Linked DNA regions of Homo sapiens: region 2 is linked to region 1. Evidence: chromatin contacts called from ENCODE Hi-C or POLR2A ChIA-PET data. All regions are on one chromosome and are shown on one strand. Each heading gives the region's core, a stretch centred on a gene start or an enhancer-like site at or near the end of the contact. The rest is flanking DNA. Distances are from core to core; before and after follow the strand shown.

Region 1 (6,724 bases), core at 2,164-4,663:
AAAGTCATTTCCAAGGGATTCTGGGCTACCTGGGAGCTGGCCGCTGGCCTCACACCTGAACCTGAAGGCCAGGTGGGTGGTCTCATTTCATGTCTATAGGGACATTCAGCTGTTATTTTTTTAAGTAAAACTGTATCTAATGGAGCTTGCTATTTATTGAGTGATAACTTCAAATCGGAAATGTTCTTTTTCCCACTGAAAGGCCTGAGCAAGGTTTTGCTCTTAGTGCTGTTGCATACCTGTTTCCACCCAGCTTTTAGTCTCTTGTAATTTCTGTTTGGGTATTAAAAGGACGGTCTAGGTCCACGTGAGAGACCTGGTGAAAGAGAGCCTCCTTGGCTTCTGGTAATGAACTTCCATCACCCCCCTTCCAAACAAAGAAACAAAAAAGAAACAGTATCCTCTCGACCCAGCCTCCCGCCTTAGTCTGCTAGTTCATGACACTGGATCATGCCTTATTTGACCTGACCCATTACTTGGCTCGAGTTCCCAGATAGGATATATTGACTTGCTTTTCTGGAAGTAAAGAGATGCATTTTAGATGTGGGTTGGTGGGTCTGTATTTTCTGGGCCCTGCCAAGTATGCCCACAGGGGTACTGGTTTCTCGCTGGAGTGGTGGGGTCACTGCCAGCCCTTCAGATTTGTTTGGCTCTGTGCTCCAGATGGACAGCGGGGCTCAGCCTCCACTGCCCATCTCAGTGCAGAAGCTCTCCAGGGTCTTTCTGTCACACATCTAACAAACAGCCAGTGCTAGAAAGGGGTTTATCCTCGAACGCAGAGAGCAGTGAGTGAGGGCATCTTGTCTTCTGCCGTACCAGGTGAAGGTGACCTCAGGGTCCCCTGGGACTGCTTCTGCAGGTGCTCTGGGAGCCAGCGCATTGCAGCACCTGCCCGGCTGGGAGTCCCCAGCCACACTGACAAAACACCGGAACACTTGGGGCCCCACCTACCATCCTGGCCGTCCCCTTGCCTGCCTTGCCACGATGGGCAAGCACAGCCCCTGGCGTGGCCGTCCTGAGCTGGGCTGTGCGCGCAGCCCCTGGTGTGGCCGCCCTGAGCTGGGCTGAGCTGGGCCGAGCTGGGCCGTGCGCGCAGCCCCTGGCGTGGCTGTCCTGAGCTGGGCTGTGTGCACACACCAGCATCCTGCCCCATCAGTTGCTGTGCTGCAGACAAAGGAGGGATCCACTGGAGCGGGAACTCTTGCAAACAAAGGTTCTATTTTCATGCAAATGTAATCGGCGGCTCCCGGGGAGAAGGCCCAGCTAGCTGGGACTCTTGAGCTTAGGCCCCTTTTCTAGAAGGCGATGGTGGACACTGGAAATCTTCTTTATGATATCTGTGTGGACTTAGAAGAACCAAATAAGAAGCTCTTACATAGATATTGCCCTTCCCCCGACCTGCCAGCTAGGGCTGTAAGTAGAAATTAACCTAAATTAGGAAGATAATTGTCCCTGTGTTAATTGTAGGTTGTCTTTTAAAGCTGTTTTCATTCTCCAGGCCTGAGCAGCAGGCTGGCTTCGGGCCCTACCGTGGGTTGCTGCGCATTGACACCCATGAAAACCAAAGTTCCAGAGGGGCGACCTAGCGGCCTTCCTGCTTTCCAGAGCTCCAGGGTCTCTAGATGATGACGTTTCTTTGAAAATCCCACTGCAGCTCTTCCTGTGTGCCCTCAGGCCCCCCGCCACCCAGGGGACCCCTCTTTGAGGGCGATCAGGCTCTCAGCCCAGGCCATGTAAACAAACACCGGCTATTTTCAGCAAGCCTGTGGTGTCGCAGCTGGCCTGGCAAGGCCCATCCCCGTGTGCACTTGGCCCTGGCCAGCCCGGGCCAGCCCTGGCAGGCGAGCCATGCCTTGGAACGTTCTTACCCGCCATGCTTTTCAGTTTTGTCATAACACCCCCTGGCACTCGACGGCAGCGTCCCAGTCAAAAGGGGGCTGAACAAGGACCCCAGGGACTATTGTATTTGGGGTTTTCTTTGTTGGGAACTTGGATTTCTGTTTGAAAGTGCTTGGTAAAACCTGCCGTCCTCCCTGTCCCGGGCACGCACCAGCAGGTGGAGGCAGGCGCTGCCTTCTGAACGGCTCTTTCCTTTTGTCCTCGGTTTTCTTGAGGCCTGGCTCACTTATTCCATTAGTCATGATTGGATAAAGCTTTTAAAGAAAAATCCCCACCCCTTGCCTTACTGTGCCACGAAAAATTCCTGAGTGAATGAGCGAAGCCACCCACTTGATAGGAGCCCTGGAGGCTGCCTTTCACATGGACTTTCAGGTGGGCCAGGCCCTGTATAGAACCCCGGCCCTCCCCATAGTGCCCTAGAAACACACTAAACACGGGAGCGTGTGTGGTGTGTGTGTGAGTGCGTGCGCGTGTGTGCGTACGTGAGTGCGTATGTGAGTGTGTGCGTGCGTGTGTGTGCATGCGCGTGCGAACTGAATGCATGCGTGCGCGCATGTGTGGTTGTGTGTGCGTACATGTGTGTACGTGACTGCTTGTGCGCACGTGCCTGTGTGTGTGTGTGTGTGTGCCTACTCCCATTTCAGGAGCTTGCCCTGCCTGTTTGATTTTTCTAAAGATTGACACTCTAAATCCCCTTTCTCTCCAAAACTCTCTTGGGGTGATATGGAAGACTCCTAGGGTCTCCAGTTTTACCATATTCTCCCTAGTCCACACAGAAGGTGTCCTTCAGCCACATAAAATGGGCCACTCATTGGTGCTGGACATCCTCACGCCATTGGTGCTGGTGTCCCCATGTCGCTGGTGCTTCATGTCACGTGCCGTTGGTTCTGGGTGTCCCCACAGCCTGGCCTTAGGGTGCTCTGTTTCTTTATAGTTAAGGAATTAGCTCAGCTGACAGGGAACTAGGTAAGAGTAAAGTCTGATAACATGGAAAATGTTAGTGCACATTTGAAAAAAAATAAATTTAGTAAAAATGTTGATATATTTTAAGTTTGAATGACAAGACTTGAGTGAATTTTTCCTGGTTAATGTTGTGTCTTTTGATTAAGCCATTTCAATGGAGTGTACATTTATATTAACTCTTGATGCCTTTTTTATTTGCCGTAATTGGATTAGAAAATAAGATCTTTTCTGTAGTTGATAGAACTTTGTTAATTTTATTCTCTCATTTGTTTTCCTTAACTCAAAAATGGTGAGTAAAGATCACGATGCTGTTTTAAAATTTAGGAAGTGGTGAACCATCAAGAGGATAAGGTTAGGTGTAATTTGAAGGATGATTATGAAGTGAGGGTTTATGCAGATTTGTGCACCAGTGTGTACAGTAGGGAAACGGAGGGTTATAACCAGGGGCATTCTCAGAGTTTGGGCAGGATCAGGCAGCGGGCAGAGCTCTGGTGCCCCATCAGGCGGGGACTTTGGGGGGTGCTCTCTGCTCTCCGTGGGCTCCCACATCAGATGAGCCAGGTGGCTGGGAGGGGCCCTGCGTGCCCAACACAGTGGCTGAGGGGCTGCTGCTCCTGCCCTGTGATGTGTGCTCTCTCCCCAGCCTGGATTTCCAGAAGAAAAGACCTCTGCTCCTCCTGTCTTTTTATTCTTTATTGGCCTGGTGCTGGGCACTTAGTTGGAGTTCAGTAAAGGTTTAGTGAGTGAAGAAGGAAAAAATGTTACTTAGAAGTGTTTTACTCGACTTCCTTGATCTGGAAACACACACACATATTGTAACATAAGAAAAGTTATATGCAAAAACAGTTCTTAAATGACACCTCGACTAAGACAAAACACAGACCTTTTCTTTTGTGGTTAGTGCTTTTTCGTATTTCATTTAAAAACAAAACAACCACCAAAAAACCTTCCCTACCTCAAGGCCATAAAGATAACCTTGTATATTTTCTCTTAAGGCCTTTGACGTTTTGTCTTTCATACTTAAGCCTTTGGTTTTTGTGTGGGGTGCAGGGTGGGGATCAGTTTCATTTTCTTTTCTCATTTTGAGAACCATAATGTTTGACACTTTACACCCTTTCTCTGGGATAGCTGTGCGGCCAGCTCATCCTCCAAGTTCAATCTGTTTTGGACCCTCCCTGTGCTCAGCTGCTCCAGAGCCTGTCCTGGGGCCAGCAGGGCACTGTCTCCTTGACAGGCGCTGCAGCCGCACTCCCCTGTCTCAGCCCCCTCCCTGCAATTGTCCCAGCTCCTCCTAAGCTGTGACTTGTCTAGAGACAAGTTCCTTTAAAAAGCCTAGCCTGAAACTTGATTGGAATTGCATTGACTCTATGGATGAATTTGAAGGCAGGGTTGGCATCCTGACAGTATATTTGTGTGTGTGGCTTCTCTTTCCCTCCATCAGGTCTTCTTTACTGTCTTTTTTCAATAGATTTTTATAATTTTCTCTATAAAGGTCTTGTACGTGTCAAGTTAGATTTATTCTTTATTCTTTGGTAGATTGTAGTTGTTTTGTTTTTCTGTTGCAGACAATACGTTTTTTTTTTAATTAAGTTTTCCCTTGCTAGTTTTTGGAATTGCAGTTGATTTTTATATTTTATTTTTATATCCAATCATCTTATTAAAATCTTATAATTTCTAAAAATTTTTTTCTGTAAATTCTTCAGGGTTTCTAAGACAAAGACTGTTAAAGTAACGATGCTAGTTTAGTGTCTTCCTCTCCAATTCCTGTGTTTATTTTCCTTGTCTTACTGTGCTAGCTGGGAATTCCAGTTCAGTTTTGAGTAAGAGCAGAAATACTGGACTTCCTTCTGTCGTCCTTGACATTAAAGAGAAGATTTTTAACATTTTTCCCAATTTAAGTATGATGTTTGACATAGGTTATTTTAGATTCCCTTTTTCAAGTTAAGTTCATGGATAGCTGTGTTCCATTAGCCAAATGCTTTTACTCCGTCTGTTGTGATGATCGTATAGTTTTCTGTTCTAATTTTCTGTTAAACTTCCCTTATCTCTTCCAGTGGATTCAGCTTGTTTGTGATAAATCTTGTCATTTTCATACTTTGCTAGCGCTTCAGGATTCTTCATCTCTGTTCTTGAATTGGAGTGGACGGTAATTTTCCTTTTTTAAGGTCTTTTTTTTTTTTAACTTACAGGGATAGTTTATTTAAGATTAGAATTAATTATTCCTTGAAAGTTTGTAAAAATTAACCTCAGACTATTTGGGGTTCATATTTCCTTGGTGGTTTGATGTTTTAACTACTGATTTAACATCTTTAATGGTTACTGATAACCTGAACTTTTAATTCCTGTCATATGGATTTAAAAGAAAGTTTTTAGGAGTCCTACTTAATCTACGTTTTCAATTTTATTGTCATAGATTTGCTTCTGGTGTTTACATCTTTGCTGGATTTGTCTCTGTGTACCCGTTTTCATTTACAACATGACTTAGTCTTCTTCTTGATTAATCTGTATTAATCGTTTTGAGTCACTCTGGCTTTGTGGATTCCCTTAGTTGTAAGTCAGCTTTCTGTGTTTTAAATGCCTGCTCTTATCTTCCTGGTACTTTCTGTGGCTGGCTGCACCCAGTGTTCTCTCTCTCCCGAGGTTGGATGTGCAGCTCCCATTAGTTCTTAGCCTTCCTTCTGTTATAAGCTACACAGTTCCCTTGAAGTAGGCATTGGGTGCATACAACAAGTTTTGACACTTAGCATTTTCATTTCCATCCCAAGTTTTTAAAAGGTCGTGTCAACAGTACACCTTTGAGATGATGTAAGGAGGTGCCACTTGGTCTCTGTGACCTTCCTCCCAAAAACATACAACCCCATCTGGTCATGACATCAAACAAATTCTGATTAAGGGACATTCTAGCAAACACCCAATCAAGTACTTTAAACTGTCAAGGTCATTAAAAACAAGGCAAGTCTGAGAAACCGTCGCAGCCGAAGGAGCCTCAGGAGTCAGGAGGATAAAGGAAGGACAGTGGGGTCCTGGGTGGGGTCTCAGAACAGGAGGACCACAGGGAAAACAGGAAATCCAGGCACGGCTGCAGTTCATGCTGATGGATCACTGTGGGCTCACGAAGTGTGACGCATGCCCCATCCTGGTATAGACGTGATCAAATGCCTCGTATTGTCCGAGAGGTCCCCAGGACATTCCCTGCCCAGGCCAGTGTCCAACTCCCTGTGCACTTGTCCTTCCTGCTTGCATCAGACACTCTCCTGCTGGGGTCACTTTCTCTTTTCTTTATGAACACATACCCCTTAGGAGTAGCTTTAGTAGACCTGTTGGTGATACAGTCCTTGCGTGTGTATGTGTGTCTGATCTGAAAATGTCTCTATTTCACCAACATGCCTGAGTGACTGTTAGGCAAAACTTGGAGGTGAGTTTTCTTTTTCTCCTTTCATCACGTTTGGTGTATTCTTCTCATCCTTGGCCGGCCTACCTCAGCATAGCAGCCGCTCCTTCCTTGTCTGTCTGTGTCTCACTGGCTGCTCGTCACATCTTCTTTTGTCCTTGATGCTCCCAGTTTTGTCAGGGTGTGTTTGGGTGTGGAGCACCCTGTTGTCTTGGCATATGTTTGCCTTTGTGTCTGTGAGTTTGTGTGTTTTATCAGTCCTGGAAATCCGCAGCTAGTGCCCCTTTAAATATTGCTCCATAGTCTTCCTTCCTTCCCTTCCTTCCCTTCCTTCCCAGTCCTGCAGAGTCAGCTGTCACACCTCCTCAGGTGGCTCTTATGGGTTTTCAACTCTCCTTGGACTTTTACTTTCAGAATACAAAATACAGGATTTGGGCTCTCCTTCATTTTTGTATTTTGATTCCCTCTGCT
Region 2 (6,997 bases), core at 1,666-4,165, 48 kb before region 1:
AGAGATGAGGAGTTTTAGTTTTTGTAGTGCCCGATGCATTGTACGTGTTGAAAGCCGAGTCCTTGATGGTAATGGTGGCTCTGATGATGGTGGAGATGGGAGGTTAGGATCCCCTTAGAGATGTTTAGTGGGTGCTGCAGTGAGCCCAGTTTTCTGAGTGACAGGGACTAGGGTGTGACTGCTGAAGAGGGGGCCAGATCTTCAGTGCCCTTTATCTCTGGTGGGCTTCTCATCCTTGGTCTTGCAGCATCAGGATGGGGCCAGGGTGCCTGGCCTGGAGGGGTGGACTTGGGCCGAGGACTGCAGGGCACAGATGTCCTCTCAGTGTGGCCCTCAGCACGGGGAGCCCTGTGGCTTTGAAGCAGATGCTTCATTCAAGGCAGGTGGTTCTTTTCTGAACACAAACATACACGTGAGCATCCCCAAAGGCTGTTTTTGAGAGATGGTGTGTGTCTCCATGTCCAGGCTGTTGTAACAGAATGATAAGGTGCAGAGGCCATCTGACAGCTGGAAGGGTACAGAGGCATCTCTAAGCAGCAGCACCGATGGAGTACCCAGCCTGGAAGTGCTGACACCCCACCATGGTCCTCCTCTGTCCCATGCAGCCCAGCCTTTAGGAGATGCACCAACAGGCATTTGGGTGGCAGACTGGAGCTCAGTGGGGCTGCCCCCACTGGGGCCCCTCTGTAGCTTCTGAGAACAGTTGAATTGTCTATCTGCCTTCACATCTATCTGTGATTTGGTTCCCTTTTGTTCTTCGCCAGTCCTCAGTAGGATTTGGTAAGACGTAATTTCTCGATGGTTCAGGAAGACGGGTGGGGCTGTGTCCATGCTTGCACAGCCTACTGTGAACAGCTGAGCTCACTGCCCTGTGACTGGCTTGGTGTAGCTGAGGCTCAGGGAAGAGCTGGGGTGTCCTGGGGTGAGGGAGCAGCAGCACCAGCAGGACCCCATGCCCCAACTGCTGCAGGGACCATCCTGGCCTGAATGTGTTAGAAACTAGGAGGGTATCTGGGGTGGGGACACATCCCACTCTTCTTGCTTTGTGTTCAGGCCCCCAGCCTCTTTCTGTCATGATGTCTTGATGTCTCCCTACTCAGCTGCTAGCACTTCTGCTGAGGGAAGCAGTCACAAAGGCCGGTGGCCCTGGCCTGAGCATGGATGTGGCTTTCTTGGTTCTTGGCTGCGGTTTCCTTGAACTCTCTGTGGTCTGCAGGACCTGATGCATGAGAATCACATGTGGGGAGGGTGTTTCTTGTGTTTATCAGTGTTTCCATTTCTTTGGAAGTTACCTGGATGCTGTTATGAGTGGATTTGGTGGACTGATTTGCATGGGTGTGGCCTCAAGGACTGCATTTTCTAAGGAGATGGTGTTTTTAATGCCTTAGCCAGGAGATTGCAGGGGGCCGCGGGCCACATGTGTGGTTCTCTGGGAAGATTCTGCTCTGGAGCTCTGCTGAGGGATGTTATTTCAAACTTCAGTACTATCTTCATGAACAAAAGAACAACGTAGGTCTCCGTTGAGTTGCTCACATCACCCGAGAGAGCATGGCTTTGGTGCTCCTCACCCATGTCCAGATCAGAGCATTTAGGCTTCACCTGGGGAATGGACAGGGGCAGGAGCTGGGAGATCACTGCCCAGGGGTGGCTCTGTGTCCGGGGTGACCTGGACTGGGCCCATTGCCTCCTGGGGCTGAGGTTGCTTCCTTTCATCGGGCCCTGTTTCTTTAGAAAGATACTGGGCTTTGACTTTTGCCTTCTGTCGGCACCTGGCCCTGCAGCTGATGGAAACTGGCAGAGCAAAGGACTTCACTGGGACAGTGAGCAGTGGGGCAGCCCTGTGTTTACAGGCAACCCCAGACCCTCTTATGACAGAAGGGGAGGGCAGGGCAGCCGGCCTTCACCTGGATAGGAACAGCAGGTGGCTGATGTATCTGAGTTGGTATATTCATTCAGAGACATTGGTTAAAATTACTTGTCAATATAACATCTTTACCATTGTTTTCTTCAAAGCCAGATTCTGTATTTTCTGATTTTATGTAAACTAAATACATAGTTTTCTTAAATACAGATGACCTCTGCCTTCACAGTTTCTTTGGATACCTTTCAAGTCAGTTTAACACACATGCTCTCCGGAAACAAAACTCAGCCACTGGGGAACCGAACCTACGCTTTTGGTAGAATCTCAGCCTTGGGGGGAGCCTGGAGGCCCTGAGCCCTGGATGACACCTGCTCTGGAATCCTCCACCAGTGGCTTTTGAAATGTGGTTGGTGGCTGAATCTCACTTCTGCCTTGGATGCTTATGGAATCTTCTGGATGGACTGAGCTCAGAATCTCATTGAATACTGTGGTCCTCTCAGTCTGAACTTTGTACCTAAAAATCCACGGGAATCTCATAGCAGCTGCTGAGGATTTGGAGAACTCCCTTAGAAAAATAAAAGGAATTTATTTTTTCCTATTTTATGTAGTGGCTATTTAAATTTTGAACATCAAATGGTAGTTTTGGATTTTAAAAGCTCAGTGTGAATAAACTTTGAGCTCAGATGCAGCCGTTCTTTTAGTGTGTCAATTTTAATAGGTGTCATTTGATGTTTGCACTAGGGGGTTGGACGAAGGTCGGTGTGAGAATCTCAGGGATAACTGGGCTGCTGCAGGGGTCAGACAAGGCCTCCTGTAATAGGGATTTTGGGGCACTGATGGAATGAAGGGAAGCGGGAGGAGAGGGTAACGAGTAGAGGCTGCCGCTGCCCCAGTTGTATTAGAGGGTGGTGAGGGACGTGGTGGATAGGAAGCTGCATGGGCCTCCAGGAACTCACTGCACTGGCTTTGAGTCGCGAGAGAGGTGCCACGGGAGGTCTAGAAACCGTGCATTTTGGGACTGAGATAAAACACGTCCAGCTGGTGGCACAGACCAAGCCAGCTGGGAGCGGAGTTGTCTCTCTGTGCTTGTCTGGAGTACCTGCCTGTGCTCTCTGAGCAGCCTCTGCACCTGGCTGGTGGGCGGGGCTGAGCCTCACCTTCAAGGCTGCAGATTCCCTGGCTTTCGGTGTGCTGGGGGATGCCTTCTGCATGGCCTGGCTTTCCTGGGATTTCCAGACCAGATCCACCTCTTTCTCCCCTTTTTCTTTGTCTTTCTGCCCCCGAAGAGATAGCAGTGTACAAAAACAAGCCAGCATTTCTTGTTCTCTTGCTATTTGTAATTGTCCCGAGCCTGGACTGGGTCCAGTCCGCTCATTTATTCTGCCAGGGCCCAGTCTGCAGATCTCAGCCGAAGCCGGTTGTCCTGCCTGGCTCGCTCTGTTCCTGGAAAGCTTTGTCACGCACAGCCAGGGGCCACTTTGGGTGCATCCTGTCTCCCCCGTCGCCGTATGTTTGGGAGCAGAAGTTGGCTCTGGTCAGATATGTGGATGTTAATTTATCCTCATTCTTGGAAGCAAGTTGGGAGCTCAGAGGAAAGGAAGAGCCACAAAATGTCAAACCCAGCAGCGGCCATCTGACTCGGTTGCTCATCGCTATAATATGTGATTAAGATGGAAGTGTTTGATTTCCTCGCTTGCCGGATTTAGGCCTCATTTTGCTTACTCCCGTGAGTCCTGATTTCTTCCTGTTAGAGAGAGGAAGTTTGCAGCGATAACCGACTTGCAGTGGGGTTTTCTGTGAATGGAGCTTGTATTGGTGCGATGTGTGGCGTGGGAGTCCCCACCGGTTAGTGGCTTATGCAGGGTGTGAGTTTCTCTCAAAGTGGACGTTTTCTGCCTTCCCGGAGCCAAAACGTTTATTTCGCCGGTGAGTACAGCTGAGTCTCACGTGCATCTGACAGCAGTGTCTCCGAGCCTTGCCATTTCCTCCACTCCCTCCCTTGGAGCCGTTTGTGTGACAACCTGCTGTTCAGTAAAACCAGTTTAGTGGAGTGGGTGTGTGTTAATTCTAGTCCATGTGTTTAAAAATCAATTCATATGATGAGAATGGCACTTTCCCCCGTGGTCTTCCTCTCAGTAACCCATAGCCCCAGTCCAACCATGGGAAAAACATCAGACAAATTCCAGTAGACACCCTTCCTACAGTCTACTCTTGCCAGGCCCACTCGATATGCCAAGGTCATCAGAAACAAGCATCCTTTGAGAAACTGTCACCACCAGGAGGGATCTCAGGACATGCGACACCTAAGTGTGATGTGGAATTCCTGGATGGGATCCTGGATGGATCTTGGAATACAGTAAAAGACATTAGTGGGAAACTTCAGGAAATCCTAAACTCTAGAATTTTAGTTAATGACAGTAATGTCAGTATTGGTTCCCAATTGTGACTAACATACCGTAGTAAGGTAGGATGCTAATAATCGCGGGGAATGTGCAGGTGGTATTGGTAGGGTATATGGCAGCTCTCTCTACTGTCTACTCAAGTTTTAATAAAATATGTCAAGAATTTTGAGTTCACAAAATGAAGTACATTTATAGATACTCTCTTTTGCTTAATGTTTGTTCATGAATGGCTGTATACTGTAGTTACTTTAGCACCTAGCTTTTACAGTTTTTCCTTTGGGGACTCTTTTTTTTATGGTTGTGCATGGATGTGGTAGAGTAACTTAACAAGTCATTGTTGGTGGACAGGGAGTTTGTTTTCAGCCTTTCCATTGTTGTTATTATAAACATGTAGCCTTGAAGACCGCCAATGTCTAAGTGAACTTTTTAACTGAAGTATCACAGGCATCCAGGAAAGTGCAAGAATCATGACTGCTTAGCTTGATGAACTCTCCCAAAAGGAAGATGCCTGTAACTGCTACCCAGATTGTGAAATGGGACATCCCAACACCCAGAAGCCCCGTATATGTCCTCTCTCAGTTACTGTACCCTCACTCTCACACCCTCTAGATACCACTTCTCTAGCTTCTAACATGAGTTTCTCCTGGTTTTGAACGTCATATAAATCACGTAATACTTATTCTTATTGTCTGGATTATTTCACTTGACAATATGTTAGATTTATTGATATTGTGGCTTATAGTAGTAGTTTCTTCATTTAATGGGTATATAATATTTCATTGTATGAACATATCACAAATTATTTATTGGTTCAATTGCTGATGACATTTTGGTGGTTTCCAGTTTGGAATTATGTATAATGCTACTGTAACATTCTTGTATATTTCAATTGGTTCATATAAGTATGCAATTCTTTTGATAAGGTGTATGTGTGCCAAACAGTTCTTCAAATTGATTGTACCAATTTACACTCTGACCTATAGAATGTTGCTCTGTCCTTGCCAATACATGGTACTGTAATTCTTTTTCATTTTAACTATTGTAGTTTCATTTGTATTTCCCAGATTACTAAAAATGTTGAATACCTTTTCATACGTTTATTGACCAACTAGATGTCATCTTTGGTGGAGAAGTTTCTATTCATTTAAGAAATTGGTTTGTCTTTATTTTTCTTACTGAGTTGTAGGAGCTATTTCTGTACACTGGCTATGAATGAGCTTTTTGTTGTTTGTTGCTATTTTCTATGTGTGTGCTGCGTTTTCCCTTTCTTAATGGTGTTTTTTTTTTTTTTTTTTTTTTGCTGAACAGATGCTCTTAATTTTAATAGTCCAATTTAATAGTTTTATCTATGCCTATTTGAAGATATTCTATATTATTTTTGATAAACTTCATTGTTCTATCACTCATTTAGATCTGTGATCCACTGGGAATTTTTTTTTTTTTATGTGTGAGGTAGGGATTGAGAGTTACTTTTCCGTTTGGAAATTCAGTTGGCCTAACAGTATTTATTTAAAAGAGTCATCCTTTCTTCTCTGCTATCCAATGCAACTTTGTCATAAGTGAAATAAATTATATAAATGGATCTGTTTTTGCACTTTATTCTAGTTCATTGGTCTGTTTGCATATCTGTGTACCAGTGCAACACTGTCTTAACTAATAGATTTGCAGTTAACCATAGTATCTAATAATGTAGGTCTTCCAACTTTTTAAAACTTTTCAAAGCTTGTTTTGGTTCTTTTTAGCCCTTTGCATTTCCATATGGATTTTTTTTTTTTTTTTTTTTGAGATGGAGTCTTGCTCTGTCTTCCAGGCTGGAGTGCAGTGGCACGATCTTGGCTCACTGCAAGCTCCGCCTCCCAGGTTCACGCCATTCTCCTGCCTTAGCCTCCCCAGCAGCTGGGACTACAGGTGCACGCCACCATGCCCAGCTAATTTTTTTGTATTTTTTAGTAGAGGGGGGTGTTTCACCGTGTTAGCCAGGATGGTCTTGATCTCCTGACCTTGTGATCCACCTGCCTCGGCCTCCCAAAGTGCTGGGATTACAGGCATGAGCCACCACGCCCGGCCTCCATATGAATTTTAAAATCAGCTTTTCAATTTCAACAGAATACCTGCTGTGGTCTCAATTGGGATCCACTGATTTGCATATGAAATCAGTTTATTAGGAGTCTTCTAATCTACGAATATGCTACGTCTCTCTATTTTTTTCGAGCATCTGTAATTTCTTTCGATCATATTTTGTAATTTTCAGTATAGAGGTCTTAGTTTTTTTTTATTTGTTTGTTTTGAGATGGAGTCTTGCTCTGCTGCCCAGGCTGGAGCGCAGTGGCACAATCTCAACTCACTGCAACCTCCGCCTCCCAGGCTCAAGCAGTTCTCGTGCCTTAGCCTCCTGAGTACCTGGGATTACAGGCACATGCCACCATGCCTGGCTAATTTTTTCTATTTTTTGTAGAGACGGGGCGTCACCATGTTGATCAGGCTGGTCTCGAACTCCTGACCTCAAGCAATCCGTCCTCCTCGGCCTCCCAAAGTGCTGGGATTACAAGCATGAGCCACCGTGCCTGGCCTAGAGGTCTTTTATTTCTTTTGTTAGATTTACTTCTAGGTTATGCTGTTTTGTTGGGGGAATTTTATTTTTGTAATGTTTAGAAGCACAATTCATTTTTGTATATTTGTCGTGTCTCCAGATACCTCGCACAGTGTTTATTATTATACTCATTATCTATATATT

Evidence for each region. A loop is a pair of places that touch in the nucleus more often than their neighbours do. ChIA-PET counts read pairs that join two places held with the same protein, here RNA polymerase II (POLR2A). Pooled maps may share reads with other maps.
Region 2: a pooled map shows a loop between it and region 1 (2.5-fold over the local background). The contact joins two enhancer-like sites. A Hi-C loop is called at or near these places in 13 of 168 maps with a recorded cell type or tissue (CD4-positive, alpha-beta T cell, CD4-positive, alpha-beta memory T cell, CD8-positive, alpha-beta T cell and 8 more), 12 of 37 single-sample maps with no recorded cell type and 21 of 50 pooled maps. POLR2A ChIA-PET finds 5 or more read pairs at or near these places in 17 of 52 experiments (AG04450, CD4-positive, alpha-beta T cell, CD4-positive, alpha-beta memory T cell and 11 more).

Annotation. Positions count from the first base shown.
Region 1 is chr2:239,286,385-239,293,108 of GRCh38, reverse strand. The region is part of intron 2 of HDAC4 (histone deacetylase 4); the gene reads left to right. Among named protein-coding and RNA genes, the nearest start is that of MIR4269, 16 kb to the left of the region's middle. RefSeq lists enhancers at 858-1,389, 1,390-1,919. Within about 2 kb of position 3,413, at least 10 of the 41 ENCODE cell types and tissues checked have a DNase peak (open chromatin) inside an H3K27ac peak, as active enhancers do.
Region 2 is chr2:239,334,074-239,341,070 of GRCh38, reverse strand. The region is part of intron 2 of HDAC4 (histone deacetylase 4); the gene reads left to right. Among named protein-coding and RNA genes, the nearest start is that of MIR2467, 14 kb to the left of the region's middle. Within about 2 kb of position 2,915, at least 5 of the 41 ENCODE cell types and tissues checked have a DNase peak (open chromatin) inside an H3K27ac peak, as active enhancers do.